Linked DNA regions of Homo sapiens: region 1 is linked to region 2. Evidence: chromatin contacts called from ENCODE Hi-C or POLR2A ChIA-PET data. All regions are on one chromosome and are shown on one strand. The core of a region is the stretch at or near the end of the contact, and the rest is flanking DNA. Distances in the headings are between cores, read along the strand shown.

Region 1 (4,530 bases), core at 767-3,266, 370 kb before region 2:
GGTGGGGTGCCTGCCCGCCAGAGCCTGGTCTTCTACGGCCAGGATGACTCAGGGAAGACTGGCCTGGAGCCTGACATGTCAGACTCAAGGAAGACTAGCCTGACATGTCAGGCTGAGGACCCTCGCCCCTCCAGACTGACATGAACTCAACTGTAGTGGTCACCCCCTAGACCTACCGTGCTCTCCAGCATCTCTGCCCACCTCTGCTGCGTGTCCAGCACAGAAGAGGGCAGCCCCACTGGACCCTCAGGTAGGTCCCCGGGAGGACCCACATGGGCAGCAGCCCCTCCTCCTTCGCAGGTGCTGTGTGGATACTGCTGGAGGGGAAGGCTTGGGGTGTCATCCTACCAGGGATCTGATCTCGGGGGAGCCCTGTGCTGGGTGCGTGGTGGGTGGGGGAAGGCTAACCCACCAGCCCCAACCCTGCCCTCGTACTGCGGGAGAGAACTGGACAGAGCTCTGGGAAGCAGCGGCTGGAGGGGGAGGGGCCTGGGGACAAACAATGTCGCGTTGGCTTTGATCCTCAGGACCCAAGGGACAGGAAGAGATGAGCTAGGCAAGAGAGGAGCCCCCAGGAGCACAGGCATGGGCCCAGGCAGCGGGCGACGAAGCGAGCCCCAGAGGGCGCCCAGATGGCAGGTGGGCCTGGGCCAGTCCCGAGAGCCACAGCCTCAGAAGAGCTGAACAGGGGAGTGGTGTGTGAGTGGTCAGCGCAGGGACAGCGATGGTGACTGTATAGAGATGAGAGGTCAGACTTAGGGGAGGCTGGAAGCTCCGAGGCAAGTGTGTGTGCGCGCTGACGGTCACACCAGACCGCCCGGGGATGTCTGCCACAATATTTAGACCCCTGAGGGCCACTGAGAACGCCTGGCAGTGCCAAGAGGACCAGCCCCTGGGCCCTCTGGCCCCCAACTCTCAACCCACTAGCCCTGGGGCTGGCGGGTGGCCACTCACGTCCTGGAACCCTGAGCTGCTCTCAGGCCGGTGACTTTGGACCAATGTTGGCAATCTGTGGGTTTGCACCAAACCACACAGGTGAGTCAGACTTCTGTACAGAGAGCAGGGAAGGGGCACGACAGGGTGAAGTCCAGACCAGGGCAATGTGTACCCCGGCTGTTCAGCCTTTGAGTGCGGCTGTCGCAGCAATCAAGGTGGGCTCCCTGGTGGAGGTGGACAGCAGCTGCTGGAGAGCCCGGAGGGCAGCCAGGACCGTGTCAGACGGCAGGAGTCGGGCGGGGCCACTCCAGGCACCGGCCAGCAGGGCAGAGGTACCAGGGAGGGCCCTCGGGCTGCGGGCGTGAGGTCAGAGCCCAGGGTGAGGAGGAAGCATCTCCAGCCAGGTGCGCTCTCGGCCCCCGCCGGGGCTGCGAGGCTGGGGGCGCTGCCGCTGCGAGGGCTTCCAGAGGAGCCGGCGCTACCTCCCCGCGCGCCCGGCCACGTGCGCGACGGGATGCGCAGACAGCCGGGGACGCAGACTGGCGGCGTGTGTCACCTCGAGGCCGCGGGACAAGCGCAGGTCGCCTCCCGCACTCCCACACCCCCAGGAACCCTGCTCGGGGCCGGCGGGTGACCTTCCTAGGCACTGCTGGGGGCGGAGCCAGGAAACGGCTCGCCCCGCCATTGGCTGGGGCGCCGGATTTCTTTAAAAACTCCGGCTTCCATTGGCTCGTGCAGTCCCTCCTCGTTCTGCCCGAGGCGCCACGGCCGCCACCCGCGCGGGCACTGCGCCTGCGCGGAGTGAGAGCGTGAGCGCGGAGAGCGGACCGACGCGACACGCCGTGCGCCTCCGCGGCTGCGCTACGAAAACGAGTCCCGGAGCGGCCCCGCGCCCGCCGCACCCGGCCCTCGCCCGCCCGAAGACAGGCGCCAAGCTGCCCCGCCGTCTCCCCAGCTAGCGCCCGGCCGCCGCCGCCTCGCGGGCCCCGGGCGGAAGGGGGCGGGGTCCCGATTCGCCCCGCCCCCGCGGAGGGATACGCGGCGCCGCGGCCCAAAACCCCCGGGCGAGGCGGCCGGGGCGGGTGAGGCGCTCCGCCTGCTGCGCGTCTACGCGGTCCCCGCGGGCCTTCCGGGCCCACTGCGCCGCGCGGACCGCCTCGGGCTCGGACGGCCGGTGTCCCCGGCGCGCCGCTCGCCCGGATCGGCCGCGGCTTCGGCGCCTGGGGCTCGGGGCTCCGGGGAGGCCGTCGCCCGCGATGCTGCTCTCCAAGTTCGGCTCCCTGGCGCACCTCTGCGGGCCCGGCGGCGTGGACCACCTCCCGGTGAAGATCCTGCAGCCAGGTACGCGCGGGGCCGGCGGGGCCGGGGCCGGGGCCAGGGCGGGGACCGGGGGCGCCCCGGGCCGCACCAACCCCGCCCGCGCCTCCCTGCAGCCAAGGCGGACAAGGAGAGCTTCGAGAAGGCGTACCAGGTGGGCGCCGTGCTGGGTAGCGGCGGCTTCGGCACGGTCTACGCGGGTAGCCGCATCGCCGACGGGCTCCCGGTGAGTCGGACCGCCGGGCGGGCCCGGGTTTCTCGCGCGCCTTGCGCCTCGCTTGGCCCGGCCTGACCCCCGCGTCTCCGCAGGTGGCTGTGAAGCACGTGGTGAAGGAGCGGGTGACCGAGTGGGGCAGCCTGGTAAGTTGGGGCACGGGCGGCGGCGGCGGCGGGGGGCGGGCGCGGGGCTTTTGCTGACCGCCGTGTCCCCCAGGGCGGCGCGACCGTGCCCCTGGAGGTGGTGCTGCTGCGCAAGGTGGGCGCGGCGGGCGGCGCGCGCGGCGTCATCCGCCTGCTGGACTGGTTCGAGCGGCCCGACGGCTTCCTGCTGGTGCTGGAGCGGCCCGAGCCGGCGCAGGACCTCTTCGACTTTATCACGGAGCGCGGCGCCCTGGACGAGCCGCTGGCGCGCCGCTTCTTCGCGCAGGTGCTGGCCGCCGTGCGCCACTGCCACAGCTGCGGGGTCGTGCACCGCGACATTAAGGACGAAAATCTGCTTGTGGACCTGCGCTCCGGAGAGCTCAAGCTCATCGACTTCGGTTCGGGTGCGCTGCTCAAGGACACGGTCTACACCGACTTCGACGGTGAGCGCGGGCGCGGGGCAGGGAACGTTCCGGGGGCCTTGCCGGCGGGTTAACGCCTGCAGGGGCGGCACATGGAGGGGCTGATGACTGTTGGGCGGCCGCGCGCCCTGGGTCTGCTCTCGTGGGGAGCAGAGGCCCACGCGCTACCCTGGGGAGGGCTGAGCGAGGGATCAAGAGCGGGATCGTGCTGGGTGGGGGCTAGGGGCGCGCTCAATATTGCTTCCTCCATCGCGTTGGGGGGTACGGGGCCTCTTGCCCCGGTGTGGGAGGCGCGTGACATCCTTCCGGCCCGAGAGACCCCCGGCTGGGGGCGGTAGCGGAGGAGTCTCCGTGCGTGACGCAGGGCGCAGCCGGGCTGGGTCTGCGCCGGGAGCCTGGAGGCCCCCGCGGCGCGGTTGGAGTGGCGGGGCCTCCCCTGCGTGGGGGCGGGAGCTGCGTGCGTGCGGAGCGCGGGGGCGCGGCGGCAGAAATCCCCGCATTGCGGAGCTTGGGGAAGCCGGGGCTCCCCGCCCGCCCCTCCCTCCTCCCTCCCTCTCTCCCCTCCCCCCGTTCCCGCAGGCAGGCGCGCCGGGCGGTAAGGGACCCGCGCTGTCCCCCCCCCACCCAGGTAGCCTCACAGCGCATCTGTTTGTTGTGAAAGCCGAGCTCTTACTCATGTGACCTGCTCCTCCCCCGCGGCCGGCGGAGGGGGACGGCCGGCCCCTCCCCCAGCCCCCCCATCGCCTGCCGGGGTTTTTCCAGGGTGATGACGAGCAGGATTTTGAGGCCTGGCTCTGCTTCCTGTTACTGAGGCCAGGGAGTTAACCAGCAGGGACCTCGCCGTCTGTTGAGCGGCTCTGCCTCTGTGGTGGGCGTGCTAAGCCCTGTGTCCCCTTAGGCACCCGAGTGTACAGCCCCCCGGAGTGGATCCGCTACCACCGCTACCACGGGCGCTCGGCCACCGTGTGGTCGCTGGGCGTGCTTCTCTACGATATGGTGTGTGGGGACATCCCCTTCGAGCAGGACGAGGAGATCCTCCGAGGCCGCCTGCTCTTCCGGAGGAGGGTCTCTCCAGGTGCGTGGTGGCTCGAGGCGGGGGTGGGGGCCTCGCCCTGCTTGGGCCCTCCCTGACCTCTCCGCTCCGCACAGAGTGCCAGCAGCTGATCCGGTGGTGCCTGTCCCTGCGGCCCTCAGAGCGGCCGTCGCTGGATCAGATTGCGGCCCATCCCTGGATGCTGGGGGCTGACGGGGGCGTCCCGGAGAGCTGTGACCTGCGGCTGTGCACCCTCGACCCTGATGACGTGGCCAGCACCACGTCCAGCAGCGAGAGCTTGTGAGGAGCTGCACCTGACTGGGAGCTAGGGGACCACCTGCCTTGGCCAGACCTGGGACGCCCCCAGACCCTGACTTTCTCCTGCGTGGGCCGTCTCCTCCTGCGGAAGCAGTGACCTCTGACCCCTGGTGACCTTCGCTTTGAGTGCCTTTTGAACGCTGG
Region 2 (4,970 bases), core at 80-2,579:
ACAGTATTGAACTAAGAAAGGTTTTCAACCCTGGGCAGGTCACCACACTTCTTGGTACTCAGCCCCCACCCAGTGATGCTGTTTGAGGCTGTGCACCTGCTGGGGACCGTGTGTGGTGGGAGGGGCTCCAGAGAGTGCTAGAGTTAATGCTTTTCTGTTTAGAAGACTATATGCTTCTCATGGCCTCTTGGAGTTCAGCAGGGCCTTAGAAAGCATCTCCCAACCACAGAGACGCGCTGCCTGGCTTTCCTGATGATGATGATTTGGCCTGATCTTGGACACCTGCGGTAATAGAGAGCTCACTACCCCTCACGAGGTTCCTTGCGCCAGCGCGGGGAAGCCTCCCTCCATCTGCAGGTGGGCCTCCCCTGTGCTGGTCAGCTCCCTGGTGTGTGTTACACAGGACACAGAGAAGATCATCCTGCGGGGCCTCCCTGGAGGAAAGGAGGCTGCCTGTGTGGGTAGGTGAGTGGAGGCCTGCAGGCAGCAGAAAGACCACATCGAAAGCCCATGGGCACAGCCGATGAACAGACCCCCACGAGCAAGAACACCACAAGACGCAGGTGGAGGGACGGGGCCCATGGGGTCTGGATCTGATGCTAGGTGAACAAGGAGGCGCTGCAGGGTTTTAAGCAGGAGAGCCACAAAGGTTGAACTCTGGGGTGCAGCTGGGGTGGGGATGACATCAGTGATGGCAGCAAAGGAACGGATCCGAGACCTTTGTTGCAGAAGGAGCCGTCAGCCTCGCCTATGCCCAGAGATGGGATGCGGAGCGGAGGGTAAGCCCGGGACTCTGGCGGGAGCCACTGAGGGGATGAAGGTGTCACTGCTCCGGTGGGGAATGGAGGGGGGAGATGTGAGACATTTACTGGGAAAAATCGAAAGAGTACCACTTAGGTTATGCAAAATGCTCCATCCCAATGTGAAGACAAGATCCGACTCCGAGCAGCTCGCCTTCCCTCCTCGGCCTGGGGAGCGCTTCTGGAGCCCGGAGAAGAGGCCCCTCCAGGAGGCGGCGGCCGAAGGCCAGGGAGAGTGCGGGGCGGCCGAGGGCCCCAAGCGAGGCGGGACTGGCCCCGAGAGGCGCAGCCCTGCCCACCCGCCCGCGCCCGCGCTCGCGCCCGCTCACCTCCAGCGCCTGGCCCAGCTCCAGGTCGAAGGTGACCACGCACACACACTCCAGCCAGGCGGAGAAGCGCGCCCAGGGCGCCGCCGGGGTCCGCGCCGCGCGACCTGAAGACGTGGGTCCAGCCGCGCCCAGGCAGCCGCGAGCCCGGCGAGGCCCTGTGCCCAACAGCGCGTCCATGGCGGCGGCCGCGGGTTGCCGGGGAAACGCGGGCGGGGGCGGCGCGCGTCCGGGCCGCTCCTCAGAACAGTCGAGCGGCCGCCGCGGCCCAGTGCGGCTCCCGCGCGGCCGCGCGCCCCCTAGCGCCCGAGAAGCGCCAGCGGCCGGGCGCCGCCCAGGGCACCAGCGAGCCGGACGCGCGCGGGCCAGAGCGGCCGGAGCCCACTGGGGGACTTCCGGGGAAGCGGCCGAACTGGGGCCTTCCAGGGTCCACGCCGTCTGAGGCCCGAGAGAGTCGGTTCGGCCCCGGTGTTCGCGGATCCCGGCTCGCGGGAGCCTCGGGGCCAGGCCAGGGAGGCAGAGCAAGCTGCAGCCAGCCGGCGCCGGGCTCGTCGGGCTTCGCAGGTCCGGCCAGCCTACCTCGCCCCACCGCGCAGGGGCCAGCGGCGTCGCGGGCGTTTTCGTGGCGGAATGGCGTCCTCACTGAGCGCCCAGCCACCACCGCGGACTCGCGCTCGCTTCCTCTGGGGCCCGCGCGGCCTGGGGTCGTGTCTGACCGCGGGTGTCCACGCAACACCTCTGCAGTTTCACTTTCCGGGGGAATCGCGGGGACCTGGAGCGAACTCTTCCCTCCCTCGCGAGGGCCCCGGGCCCCGCTGTGGTCCACAGAGCACCTTGAGGCCCGGCGTGGAAGGGCGAGTTTGGGGCTGTCGGTAACTTAATGAGGCACGCCTTTGAGTCGTGGGCCTCATGACGTTTCCGTGGAAGGCGGGCCGCATATACTGTGGTGGTCCCTTCAGATTACCACGTGTTGGCCAGACGCGGTGGCTCACGCCTGTAATCTCACCGCTTTGGGAGGCCGAGGTGGGGTGGCGGATCACGAATCCAGGAAATCGAGACCAACCTGGTGAAACCCTGTCTCTACTGAAAATACAAAAATTAGCCGGGCGTGGTGGCTGGCGAGCGCCGTAACCCCAGCTATTGGGGAGGCTGAGGCAGGAGAATCGTTTGAACCCCGGAGGCGAAGCTTGCAGTGAGCTGAGATGTCGCCATTGCACTCCAGCCTGGGCGACAGAGTGAGACTCCATCTCAAAAATAAAAAAATAAAAGATTACCACGTGTTGTTCGGATCATCTGGCCTAGGTGTGGGGTAGGCTGTCCCATCTAGGTTTGTCACATAACAAAATCGCCTAATGACACATTTCTCAGGACATAGCTTCACCGTTGAGTAGCACATGGCCGTATTGTTTTTTGTTTGTTTGTTTCTGTTGTTTTTTTTGAGACAGAATGTTGCTCTTGTTGCCCAGGCAGGAGTGCAATGGCATGGTCTTGGCTCACTGCAACCTCTGCCTACTGGGTTCGAGCGATTCTCCTGCCTCAGCCTCCCGAGTAGCTGGAATTACAGGCGTGCACCACCACGCCAGGCTAATTTCTGTATTTTTGGTAGAAACGGTTTCACCATTTTGGCCAGGCTGGTCTCGAACTCCTGAGCTCAGGTGATCTGCCCGCCTCGGCCTCCCAAAGTGTTGAGATTACAGGCGTGAGCCACTATGCCAGGCCCGACTGTATAGCTTTTATTTTTATTTTTAGAGGAAAGGTCTCACTCTCTCCCAGGATGGAGTGCAGTGGCCCATTGCAGCTCACTGCAGCCTCGATCTCCTGGCTCAAGCTATCCTGCCACTCAGTCTCCTAGGTAGCTGAGGCTACAGGCACACGCCGCCATACCCCATTATTTTTTTATTTTTATTTTTTGTTCGTTTTTGTGGAGATGGGGTCTCGTGCTGCCTGGGCTCATTTTCATTTCTCTTGGGCGTGCATAGAAACCAAATTGCTGAGGCATAACCTGGGTATATGTTTAGCTTTCCCCAAAGCAGCCATACATTTAAAAACATTCCTACCAGGCCAGGCGAGGTGGCTCATGCCTGTAATCCCAGCACTTTGGGAGGCTGAGGCTAGTGGATCACCTGAGGTCAGGAGTTTGAGACCAACCTGGCCGACATGGTGAAAACCTGTCTCTACTAAAAAATACAAAAATTAGCCAGGCATGGTGGCGGTCACCTGTGATCCTAGCTACTCAGGAGGCTAAGGCATGAGATCGCTTGAACCTGGGAGGTGGAGGTTGCAGTGAGCCGAGATCAAGCCACTGCACTCCAGCCTGTGTGACAGAGCGAGACTTTGTCTCAAAAAAAGATAAAAAAAGAAAATGGAAACATTCCTACCAACAGTTTATGTTTCCTTTGCTCCACATCCTTCCCAACATTTGGTGTTGCCAAGCGTCTTCATTGTAGCCAGCCAATGAGTGGGTAGTGGTATCTTGTGATTTTTAAAATTTTGTTTATTTTATAGAGAAGAGATCTCATCCTATCACCCAGGCTGAAGTTCAGTGATGTCATCATAGCTCACTGCAGCCTGGAACTCCTGGGCTCAAGGGATCCTCCTTCATTGGCCTCCCAAGTAGCTGTAACTACAGGCATGTGCCACCGTGCCTGGGTATTCTTGTGGTTTTGATTTGCATTTCCCTGATTACTAATGGTCTTGAGCATTTTTTTCCCCTGTGGTTATTGCATGCCATCATTGTAAGATGTACTCTGATTTTGAGGTAGGAGGCAGAACTTTATTCCAGACCAGATTAAAGACTGGCTGAAGGCCGGGCGCGGTGGCTCACGCCTGTAATCCTAACACTTTGGGAGGCCGAAAAGGCGAGCAGATCAGCAGATCGAGACCATCCTGGCTAACACGGTGAAACCTCATCTCTACTAAAAGTACAGAAAATTAGCCGGGTGTGGTGGCTGGTGCCTGTAGTCTCAGCTACTCGGGAGGCTGAGGCAGGAGAATCACTTGAACCCAGGAGGCGGAGGTTGCAATGAGCTGAGATCGCACCACTGCACTCCAGCCTGGGCGACAGAGGGAGACTCTGTCTCAAAAAAAAAAAAAAAAAAAAAAAGCTGGCTGAAACTGGGAAGAGGCAAAAGCACCGCTCCATGAGACATGCCCACCAGTGCCATCTCTGTTTACCATTGCCATGGCAACACCCACAAGTTACTGCCGCTTCCCATGATAACCACCCCAAAGTTAACGACCTTTTTCTAAAACTTTCTGAATAACTTGCACCTTAATTTGTACATAATTAAAAGTAGTTGGCCGGGTATGGTGGCTCACGCCTGTAATCCCAGCACTTTGGGAGGTCGAGGCGGGCAGATCATGAGATAAGGAGATCGAGACCATCCTGGCTAACACAGTGAAACACCGTCTCTACTAAAAATACAGAAATTAGCCAGGCGTGGTAGCGGGCACTTGTAATCCCAGCTACTCGGGAGGCTGAGGTACGAGAATCGCTTGAACCCAGGAGGCAGAGGTTGCAGTGAGCTGAGGTTGCGCCATTGCACTCCAGCCTGGGCGACATACTGAGGCTCTGTCTCAAAAAAAAGAAAAGAAACGAAAAAAAAACAGAGAGAGAGCCGGGCGCGGTGGCTCATGCCTGTAGTCCCAGCACTTTGGGAGGCCAAGGCGGGCGGATCATGAGGTCAGGAGAGATTGAGACCATCCTGGCTAACACAGTGAAACCCTGTCTCTACTAAAAATACCAAAAAAAAAAAAAAAAAGCCGGGCGTGGTGGCAGGCACCCTTATCCCAGCTACTCTGGAGGCTGAGACAGGAGAATGGCGTGAGCCCAGGAGGCGGAGCT

What was found. A loop is a pair of places that touch in the nucleus more often than their neighbours do. ChIA-PET counts read pairs that join two places held with the same protein, here RNA polymerase II (POLR2A). Pooled maps may share reads with other maps.
Region 1: a loop to region 2 is called in a pooled map, with 3 times the contacts of the local background. The contact joins the promoter of PIM3 here to the promoter of DENND6B in region 2. A Hi-C loop is called at or near these places in 2 of 37 single-sample maps with no recorded cell type and 5 of 50 pooled maps. POLR2A ChIA-PET finds 5 or more read pairs at or near these places in 2 of 52 experiments (GM10248 and HEK293).

The regions. Positions count from the first base shown.
Region 1 is chr22:49,958,756-49,963,285 of GRCh38, forward strand. It overlaps PIM3 (Pim-3 proto-oncogene, serine/threonine kinase), which reads left to right and starts at 2,017. Exons shown (of 6, transcript NM_001001852.4): 1 at 2,017-2,277; 2 at 2,370-2,479; 3 at 2,563-2,613; 4 at 2,687-3,056; 5 at 3,934-4,110; 6 at 4,185-4,530. The coding sequence starts at 2,193. The coding sequence ends at 4,372. MIR6821 (microRNA 6821) reads left to right here and starts at 4,111; the gene lies at 4,111-4,184. RefSeq lists silencers at 990-1,049, 1,190-1,469, 1,510-2,149, 2,200-2,349, 2,490-2,539 and 2 more.
Region 2 is chr22:50,325,683-50,330,652 of GRCh38, forward strand. It overlaps DENND6B (DENN domain containing 6B), which reads right to left and starts at 1,330. Exons shown (of 20, transcript NM_001001794.4): 1 at 1,130-1,330. The coding sequence starts at 1,306. RefSeq lists a silencer at 1,079-1,718.